Linked DNA regions of Mus musculus: region 1 is linked to region 2. Evidence: chromatin loops called from intact Hi-C (ENCODE). Cell type or tissue: heart. All regions are shown on one strand. Links, peaks and the distances in the headings refer to the core of each region. The heading gives the core; the rest is flanking DNA.

Region 1 (5,387 bases), core at 136-5,135, 180 kb before region 2:
AATCAAGGGAAGTAGTGTGTTGAGTTGGGCCTTAGGGTCTCCTAAAACACACTGAAGAGGTTAGCTCTTAGATTCTTGTTGTAGATTTGTTTATGATAAGGAGTTGTTGCTCAGCATGATACACACCTGTAATATCAATTTCTTGTTATGTTCTGACTGGAAGACTGCAAATTTGAGGCCCGATTGGATAACTTAGCAAGACCATATCTCAAAATAGAAAGGGATGGAAGTGTAACTTAGAGCTATGGCACTTGTTAGCATGTGTATTCATGATCCTTCTCCTTCATTTTCTACCATGGTGGGCTTCTAGGCATGTATGACCACATCTAGCTCTCTCAGATACTTCTATAAAACCTGTCTGCTAGATGCTTTAGTACCCTTGATGAAAATCACAAGGTTATGCTTATAACAGCATATAGAGACATTTTAAAATATGTTCTTTTCTAGGGTTTTTTACATGGAATATTTGAACGTCTAAAACAGTTTCTGGAGTGCAGTAAGTGTTTCCATTGCAGTTTTGACTGTAGAGCTACATTCATTACTATTTATCCATTTTAATTAATAGCTCTGATTAATGAGGGCTAATAGATTAGTGAATTACTTCCAACTTATCAATAGTTTCTACTCTGTAGGTGTAAATCTTGTACAGTGATTTGTCTCAGTATCACTTTTGAACAGTCTGAGTGAGGGCTTGGTAGGTGGCAGATCCTGTATGTGACTAGAATTAGTATCGTCAGATTTGGTAAGTAACTACTGAGCCTGTATCAGAAGCTTAGTTTTGCCTGCAGAGCCCTGTCTTATCCTGAGTCCAGAGAAACCTTTCCTAAATGCTGCATTGTGTGCGCATTCTTCTGTCTACTTAATATTGCTACCCTAGGCACCATCATTTCAAGACAGAATAAATAAATACTATGTGTTAAGTGCTACTTAGATTTTTATAGATTATCTCTCTTAGTATGGGTTATATATCACTCGGATATTAATTTCCCAAAATTATACCTTATGTAATTGTTTGTATCCTATGTCCCACAAAGGAAATATGTTGGGGTTCTACTTTTATTGGTGACTTGTTATCCTGTCCCTTCCATATATGTGATTGTGATGTGCACACACACACACACACACACACACACACACACACACACACACACTGACTTGAATGTGATTGAATAGCTGAGTTCCCAGAGCGCACACATGCACGTGCACATGCACACACACAGTGAGTATATTAAAATACTTGCTGTCTGAATCTAAATCTCATTTGTAGAGGTTGTTGATTACTTTATACATGTTTTTAGTTCAGCAAATACTTAATGGAACATGTTGTTAGGCATTTTCTTGTATTGTAGTTAATTTTTAAAAACAGGTTGCTTTGCTCTGGTCATCACCAAGAGGGTAGTAGAAGTTAGATGAATGAGATAAATGTCAAGGCAGAATGAGGGGAAAGGAATTGACGGACAGCTGTGTTGAATATACAAAATTAAGTAGATGAGTTTTTTAGAAATTTACAGGTTTATTGTAAAGTGACAAAACTATGAAGAACACATTGTCCTTTGCCTGCTTTGAACTGAAAATGCTTCAGATACAGCTGATTTAGTTTTTAAAAATGCCTTATAATTTGTTGCTAAAATTGTTACCATTTTATTTAAAATGTTAAGTTTAAATTTTGGAATTAGTTTTGTTCATTGTAATTTTGATTACAATTCTGTTTTATTAGGAACAAATCTTGCTATTTCAACCATGAATTTCTTATGTGAAATATCTTATTTTTAATAAAATTTTGATGTGTTTTGTGAATTTACAGACTACTAAAAACTTAAATTTTATTCTTAATAGGCAGAAGTATAGGTACAGATAATGTGTGTCGAGATAGACTGGAAAAGACCATCATTCTTTTTACTAAAGTGGTAAGCTTTCTCTTTTAGTTATGTTTGTTTACCCAAGTATAATACACCCTCACAATTAGAAAGGAGATATATTTGTAATATTTTTTGCTTTAATGAAAGGAAAATTAGGTTTGTGGAAAACTGAAAATAGCTTTTGTATCTTTAAACTATGTATAGTAATTAAATTTACATACCCAATGTCATAGTTTACATCCTAGCACTCACAAGCGTTTGGTTATGTTATCAGCACTGGGCAAAGGAAATCACCCAAAATGAGTATTAGAAAAATTGAGTCTTCTAAAGTTCATTATTCTTAGATTTATCAGAGAAAAGCAGGAAAAAGGAAAATAGCAGTTCAGCCAGAAGCGGATGAGACGCAGCTGGCAGCAGCTATACTATTACAACGTGTATTCACAGTGACTTCAGATTATCATCACAACTACCACACCTTTTGAGTAGAATTTATGGTTTTACTGTACTAGGCAATGCATATAAATGCTAGAGCTAAGTTTTCTATAATATTTTGTGAAAGTTGATGTTTGGAGAATTAGTAAGAAATAAAAAGAACTGTGTGGTGCCACTTGGGAAGGCCTGATTAGAGACTGCATGCACAAAATGGGTACTTAAAAGTGGTCAGAGTATCTTGTTCCTTTTACTGATGCCTTAGTAGTAGGGTTAGACTTTAAGGCCAGTTGTCTTCATTTCTCACATTCTAGATAGCATCAGCCATCAAAACCAAATCACTTTCACCTTTAAAAGCCCTATACAAAGCTGACTTTATTTATTTATCTGTTTATATTTATTTTGAGACAGGGTCTCTGTGTAGCTCTGGTAATCCTAGAACTTACTATGTAGAAGACCCAGTTGGCCTCACCTCACAGAGATCCGCTTGCCTCTGCCTCCCAAGTGCAGGGATTCAATGTGTGTCTCCACGCCCAGCCTGATTTAGATTCTTCACATAGAGAAACTAAGAGGATGATGACATTAAGTCAGGAGGGCAGTGGATGGCACTGACACTTGGCGTGCCTTTCTGTTAGTGTAGTTCCTGCTGGCTGTCAGAGAGTTGCTGAGGGGCATTTCCTTTTTTATAAAGGATTCTAGCAGGTAATGTAAGAGGAGTAATGTAATGTCATCATTGTGTAACCCTGAAGGACGTATCAGGCCCAGGCAGTGGTCATCAAGAGTAGGAAGGCTGCTGAAGAGATTTGGGTACACACTCATCAGATGGTCTCGCACATAGAGAGCCAGTATTATGCACACAGTCTGTTTTAAATAGTTTTTAAAATGTTTATTTAATATGAGTGCTCTGCTGCATGTACAACTGCAGGCCAGCAGAGGGCATCAGATCCCCTTAGATGGCTGTGAGCCACCATGTGGGGTGCTGGGAGTTGAAGTCAGGACTTTTGTAAGAAATAGCCAGTGCTCTTAACTGCTGAGCCTTCCCACATAGTCTGTTTTAGAAACCACATTTATTAGTAGCCTATTGAGTTTCTTATTTCTTTTAGCTCTGTAATTCTACTTTTTAGAACATGTTTACAGCAGTAACTTTACTTAGAAAATTTATATTCATAATTTCCCATTTTTTTCTAAAGCTTCAAAAATTGGGACATTTAAAACATTGACTTAAATGGGATTGAATAGCTGAGTCCTCTGAGTTCCCAGAAAGTTACCGCTCACCTGTCAGTACATAGTCAGCCCCCCACCCCCCTTTTTTTTGAGGCAGGGTCTTACTCGTGGCTGACCCGGTACTTATGGTACTCACCTTGTTGTCCAGGCTCACCTTGAACTCTTGCTTGTGCCTCGACTGAGATGTAAGACTTGCTTTTCTGTCTCTGCTCTTTTATGCTCATGCTGCTTCTCCTGACCTTTGCTGATTATCTCAAAGCAAACCATCCATCCACCCAGAACACAGAGTTCCACGTAGCCTGTTATGGCCTCAGACTTGATGTTTGTCTAGGGAGGATCTTGAACCCCTGACCCTTGTGCCTCTGCTTCCCAAGAGCTGGGATCACAGTGCGGACCCCAGCCCTGAGGACTTCTCCCCCTTGCTGCTTGCTTGCTGAGATAACAGTTACTTTCATGAAGCATCTTGCTTGTTTGTTTTTTAAATTACATTTATTTATTTGAGGTAGGGGACGGGTCACGTGTGGAGATCAGTAGACAATTAACAGAAGTTGGTTCTCTCCTGTGCAGATCTAGTGTAGGTTTGGCAGCCAGCACCTTTCCTTGCTGAGCCCCCCGAAGCAGTTGTATTATTTAACGTGTTCTTTCTCCACATTCTTCTTCCCTGTATTTCTTACACATTTGTAGTGAGATAGAGACTTGATCACGTTCAGTCATTTGTCCCAGGACAGGAGGGTCTATGGTAAGGCGACTTCCTGTGTGTCAGGTACTACCTCATCTCAGGAGGACGGCCTCCGGCTGTGTGCGTGCACGGTTGGGTTAATGGATAAGCTCTTACAGCTTATCTCAGGCAGCCTTCTTGCCTCCCTGGGGGCAGCTGCTGGTGACCGCTGTCTAGATACACTGTTCCCCAGAACTTACATGGTAATAGCATTCTAATTCTTCTGCTTCTTTTGCATTCCTTAGCTACAGTGCTCTGTAAATAGGACATTTCTTTTAGCAGCTATTTGATATATCAAAATATGGTTCATAGGAAAGGCAGTCTTGGTTTTTTAATGACCTCCTCTCATTATTGTTCCTTTTTGAAAAGCTAGCATATATTTAATATTTATATATTAATATATTTATAGATTTTATATCATATTTACTTGTTACCAAGTTAACTATGATGGGATCTTTTTAGTCCCTGCATTAGAAATACTAGAAAATTCTGAGGCTGGCTTAGCAGTTAAGGGCTCCTCTAAGGGATCCAAGTTCAATTCCCAGCACCTGCATGGCAACTCACAGCTGTCTGTAATCACAATTTCAGGGTGCCTGTCCCACCAGGCATATGTGCGTGCAGGCAAAATACCCATAAAATAAAATAAATAAGTCTTTAGAAAAATGAATACTAGAAAATTTTTTATGAGGTATAGCTTGGGAAAAATCTATGATTTTCCAAGAAGATTGCAGTGTATGAGGAACTGGTGATGCCTAGAGGTCCCAGGAAGTTTACATCTGGTTAAACGTTTATTAATAAACTTACAATTGCAATAATGAGTTCTATAGATTTTGTACAAAATACCATTCAAGTTTTTTTCTTTATAGCTCTTGGACTTCTTGGATCAACACCCCATTTCATTTACTCCTCTAATTCAGAGGTCACTGGAATTTTCTGTAAGCTATGTTTTTACTGAAGTTGGTGAAGGCGTTACATTTGAGCGATTCATTGTCCAGTGCATGAATCTTATTAAGATGATTGTCAAAAATTATGCTTATAAGCCATCCAAAAATTTTGAAGGTAATACTCCACTGAATTTTAAAATTTTAATCCAAGTGTGATGTAATTACTGTTTTGATATAATTTTCTTGAAGTTCATTTTAGTCTGAAAAGCAAAC
Region 2 (5,376 bases), core at 1-5,000:
TCATTGCTGGACTAGTCCAACCGTAGCCTGTAAGCCATTCTAATAAAAGTTGCTTTACCATATGTGTGTGCATGTGGATATGTGTGTCCATGTGATGCTGCTGAGCTGTGCCCTTTCCTTGTCCAGATTTAACAAGCTGGTACACAAACATGAGCAGGAGGATGGGAACATGATGTCCTTGCTTCACCAAAGTCTAAACAATGCAGAGAGCAGTTGCCACCAATGCTCTAGCAAAACAATCATCAGGACTCACTTGGGAATAAGTAGACCACAGTCGACTCTTGAGTCAGCTTACAAGAGTCTCAAACCCAGGTTTCATGGCTGCCGCACTCAGGGCCTCACACTCAAGTGTGCATCTTTTTTTTTTTTTTTTTGCTCACCGGATGTATTGACCACTCACAGCACACTGTTCCCATGAAAAGACTTACATCAGCCCCTAGTTCCCTTCTCCCATTTCCATAGAGCTGCCCACTTTCCTACAGTCACGCTGGGTCTTGTTCATCTTTCTCTAGCTACTCTCACCACTAATGCCCTCTCCAGGCAGCAGGGTGGGGATTTTAAGTGAATACTTCCATTGTGCTTGCCTCTGGTTCAATCTGAGTGCTGGCTGCATATTCAAAATATCTGATGTGTGTGTGTGTGTGTGTGTGTGTGTGTGTGTGCCCGAATGCTTGCTCGCTCTCAAGTGTGCATATGTTCAGAATGCACACGTGTATGCATGCAGAGGCAAGGGGACAACAACCTCTGATGCCATTTCCCAGGAGGGCAAACCATTAAGACAGTCTTTCTCATTGGCCTTGGGCTATGTAGACAATACTTCCTACGGAATCTGCTAGTATCTTCATCCCCAGTTCTGCGATTACAAGCATGGCACCCTGCCCTGTAGATGTAATTCTTTGGGGTTCTCTTATGCCCCCTTTGCTTCCAAGCAATTGCAACATCTATGCCTGCTCTAGCTTGTTTTATCTCCTGAATAAATGACATAGCTCCCGACCCAGGGACGTGGTGTTTTTATTATCAAGTTGCAAGCAGTAAGCTGTGCAGGTTAGGAGCTATTCTAACAGAACTAGGATACCCACTCTCCAGCCACATGTTCTATTAGTTGCCATATGGTCTTGCCCTGGTGTGCTCTGGATCTTCCTGGTCCCATCTACACACCATCTCTCTACCTTTCCCCTTCTCCCCCCCTCTTTCTCTCTTCTTCCCTCACTTCCTTCCTCCCCTCCTCTCTCTTGTCTCTTTGGGACGCCCAGGCTGGGATCAACAATTTCACCCTATTCTCTTCTGCCCAGCTAACTGGCAGATCAGCTCTGTATTAACCAATCAGAGGTGCTGGAAAATCATTTTTACCATTGAGACTGGAGATGCTTGGCTTTGCCACCGTCCAGATGTTAGGCAGCCAGATGTTAGGCAGCCAGATGTTAGGCATAGAAACCAACATCTGAATACGGCGCACAAACCAGTTCCCAACAAGCCCAGCCTTTATATGTGGGTTTAGGGGATCAAACTCACGCCCTCATGCCTTCAAGGCAAGGACTTTATTGACGAGCTATCTCCCCAGCCCCAGGAACACTGGATATCTTTTACAAAGTACTGATGGCCGGGTTCCATCCTAGACATCATGTGCTGCTCAGGAACTCATGCTCAGTGGACGTGGGCATAGGGAGGGTCAAGGATGAACCGGCTCTGTCCTCTCTCATACTTTATTTGGTTAGAGGTTTCCTGGAATGATGGTGCCTGTATGATAATGTCTTTTATTTACTTTTGTTCCACTGTTGAACTTGTAGGTCCTTGTGGCTCACCCTGACTTCTTTCAATCCTCCCTAAGACTGGATGGCTCCAACAGGGCTCTCATTACCACATGCGAGCCCGCTGGGCAGAGGTAGGTGCATTTCTCGTCTCTTCTAGGTGATCGGGTGTTGCCTGGTTGATCATAAGTCATGGTCCTGGTGTCTAGGAGCTATCAGAGGTGGCCAGAGGTGATCGGAGTACAGGGGTAAGAGATTTGAGGTGGGGCTTGAAAAAAGAAGTCTCTACTGTGTCTGAGAAAATACACTGCAAAGCTTTCACTTGGTAGGGAGAAAGTCTGTTAAAGTTCAATTGGATTATCTACATTGTCATCTGCTCCAAGAACTCATAAGACCCTAGAAACTGGTCAAGTGTGCTGTGCCAGCCTTACACACCAATCTCTGTGCAGACACTCGGGTTTAGAATGACATGTATGCCCTAGAGAAATAAGATCAAAGCTGGGAGCGATGGGAAGCTTCTATTACCCTAGTATGTGGGCAGTGGAAGCAAGAGACTCATGGCCAGCCTGGGCTACATGAAAGCCTGTCTCAAGAGAAAAATAAGCAAAACTAATCCAAATCAAACAAGAAAGGAATCATTTTAGACATGTCTATGGCATGGGAAAAAATCATGAAACTTGGAAGTTACAGATCTCAGCTTGACCTTGGTGGATGCAGACTTGCATCTCAGTATTATTATCTGTAAAATGGGTGGGTGACACAGGCTGTATGTGTGTGATGAAATACCTGCCCTTACCAGAAGGTGGCAGCACACACAAAGAGTTGAAGCCACTTGTTCTTTTCCTTTGGGTGGTCTCCCTACAGGGAGCCTACACATTCTTCCTGCTGTAGTGTTCTCGATTCTTGCTCAGATATGAGTGCTCCTCAGAGCTCTGATAGGCAAACTATACAATGTGCAGTCTGAAAATCTTCCCTAAGGAAAAGGGCTCTGCTTAGCCCTTGTTCACCCCACCCAACTCCCGTACCTCTGTACCTAAGTTTGGGAAATAAAAAGGGAGCAATTCACCATTTCACAAGCAATTTCGATTTCTCCCAAGGAGAAAGGAATGTGAAGAATGCTCCATGCTTTGCCTGGATGTGTAAGGCTTTGACTGATTGTTGTGGACAGTTGGGAGTCAGTGATGGTAATGCCCACTAAAAACAGTATAGACGGGGGTGGGGGTGGGTGGGTGGGGTTATGGGGGGTCGGGGACCACAAATGACCAAATGCCAGGCCCAAATTCAGTCCGCTTTTAACAGTGCAGAGGCTGTGTGCTCTCCCTCTCCCTTCCCATTACCCTGTCCCTCCCCCTTCCTCTCTCTCTCCTCACTCTCACTCATTATATATTTCTGGTTGGACTGGTCTAGAACTAGCTACGTAGACCAGGATGGCCTCGATCTCATAGAGATCCACCTGCCTCTGCGTTTTGAGGGCTGGGATTTAATTAATTAATTAATTAATTAATACAATCAGATAAATTGGCGGGGGGCGGGGTTGGACTAGATTTTTTTTATTATGTATTTTCCTCAATTACATTTCCAATGCTATCCCAAAAGTCCCCCCCCCCCCCACTCCCCTACCCACCCATTCCATTTTTTGGCCCTGGTGTTCCCCTGTACTGGGGCATATAAAGTTTGCCTGTCCAGTGGGCCTCTCTTTCCAGTGATGGCCGACTAGGCCATTTTTTGATACATATGCAGCTAGAGTCAAGAGCTCCGGGGTACTTGTTAGTTCATAATGTTGCACCTACAGGGTTGCAGATCTCTTTAGCTCCTTGGGTACTTTCTCTAGCTCCTCCATTGGGGGCCCTGTGATCCATCCAATAGCTGACTGTGATCATCCACTTCTGTGTTTGCTAGCCCCCGGCATAGTCTCACAAGAGACAGCTATATCTGGGTCCTTGCAGCAAAATCTTGCTAGTGTATGCAATGGTGTCAGCGTTTGGAGGCTAATTATGGGATGGATCCCTGGATATGGCAGTCTCTAGATGGACCATCCTTTTGTCTCATCTCCAAACTTTGTCTCTGTAACTCCTTCCATGGGTGATTGTTTTCAATTCTAAGAAGGGGCAAAGTGTCCACACTTTGGTCTTCGTTCTTCTTCAGTTTCATGTGTTTTGCAAATTTGGACTGGATTTTTAAAATGACAAGTTATTTTGTGTGTGTGCCCTTGCACAGGCCATGGGGTGCATGTGGAGACCAGAGGACAATTTTGTGGAGTTGGGTCTCCCATTCCACCAAGTGGACCTTGAAATGGAACTCAGTGCATCAGGTATGGGGACCTTTCCCCACTGAGCAATCTTGCCTGCTCCTGGACTGAGTTTAAAGTGCAAACTGCGGATTGTGAATAGAGCACATTTTTTTTTTCTTTTTTCTGCTGACTGCTGACTAGAGTTGATGACCACCTCAAGGAAGCCAACATAAGTCAGGGTCTGGCAGGAGGCAAGACGTAGTCAAAGTCTTCCCTGGGGTGACCCACTTGCTATTCGTCTGGAAGCCAGTGGCTCTCAGCCTTAGCACATTTGGATTATGTGTGGAAACTCTAAACTGCCATCTAAATACATCACACCATAGACCCTTGAAGCCAACTGGCCTCACCACAGATGAATAACACTGTAGTCCTTTTCACAACCTCCCCCATGATCCCAAGAAGTGGCCAGGGTAAAAAAACCATTGGTTTGGAGAATGGGCACCCAAATTCTCAGAGTTGCCAGAATTCTTGTCTTTCCCATGAAAAGGGTACCTTCGGGGCTATGTGCTTGGTTACTAAGAGCCCAGCTGTCTGGCTTCCACTGTGTAAGAGAGCTGATGTGGCTGAACCACAGGCAACAAGGGAGAGGCCAATGGGGATGGTTGGTGCTTCTCAGTGCTGACCAAGTCACTTTGTCTCCTTTGATAATAACAAGGGAGGTGACCTCACTTCTGGGACTCCCAAGTTTCACAAGTGGCTATCTTTGTCCTTTATCTTCAGATGAGCAAAGTAAAGCTTCGAGCAGGTGAGCAGCTGCTGAGGGAAGATTTGATGCATTCTGTTTCAAAAAGCTCAGCATTGAAAGCGTGCAAAAACCTCACTGGGAACATTCAGGAAGTTGACCGGCTGCTGCTTCCAGAAGCCGTGCTGGGAAAGTGATTCACCCAGCTTCCCAGTCAGAAGTCAGGGGCCTGGCAGTCCCTATAGTCTGTACATGGTGGCTCCCTTGGAGGTCCTTGTCCGGTAGAACTGAGCCACTAGCAGAGAGGAAACAGCCAGAGGAAAGAGCAGAAGACAGGCTCCCCCTGTTGTCCACTGCAAAGGCTGCCCACCTTGGGGTTTAAGGCAACAGCCACGCTCAGATCTGGCTTTCCAGTGCTTGCTGAAGCCAGAGAGCAACCTTAGAGGACCTCCCAGGAGGGGCGGAAACCTTCATTCTTGGTTTAATTGGCTGGAGCCCTGTGATGGAGAGTGATGAAAGTCAGATTAGTAGGAGAAAAACAAGACTTTCAATACATCTTGTACATAAGCATGGGAGCACGTGAAAGGTGGTACAAGCCTCGAGCTGGCCTATGTTCTATTAGGAGGGAGCGATAACGTTTCAGAGATGCTAGTAAG

Evidence for each region. Peaks named below come from ENCODE experiments on the same cell type or tissue, not always from the same donor. Only the 100,000 strongest peaks of a DNase experiment are listed, where the experiment ranks them.
Region 1: a loop joins it to region 2, with 2.4 times the contacts of the local background. A loop is called at or near these places in 4 of 42 quality-filtered maps.

What each region holds. Positions count from the first base shown.
Region 1 is chr13:106,892,325-106,897,711 of GRCm38, reverse strand. Ipo11 (importin 11) reads left to right here. Exons shown (of 30, transcript NM_029665.4): 8 at 448-496; 9 at 1,837-1,907; 10 at 5,097-5,289. Among named protein-coding and RNA genes, the nearest start is that of Ipo11, 42 kb to the left of the region's middle. In heart, for the core only: a CTCF peak has its summit at 3,215 (motif pointing right); no DNase peak of the experiment used is centred there; H3K27ac peaks cover 647 bases.
Region 2 is chr13:106,713,174-106,718,549 of GRCm38, reverse strand. It overlaps Gm45940 (a long non-coding RNA gene), which reads left to right. Exons shown (of 3, transcript XR_873901.1): 2 at 1,788-1,882. Among named protein-coding and RNA genes, the nearest start is that of Gm45940, 6.2 kb to the left of the region's middle. In heart, for the core only: a CTCF peak has its summit at 2,537 (motif pointing right); no DNase peak of the experiment used is centred there.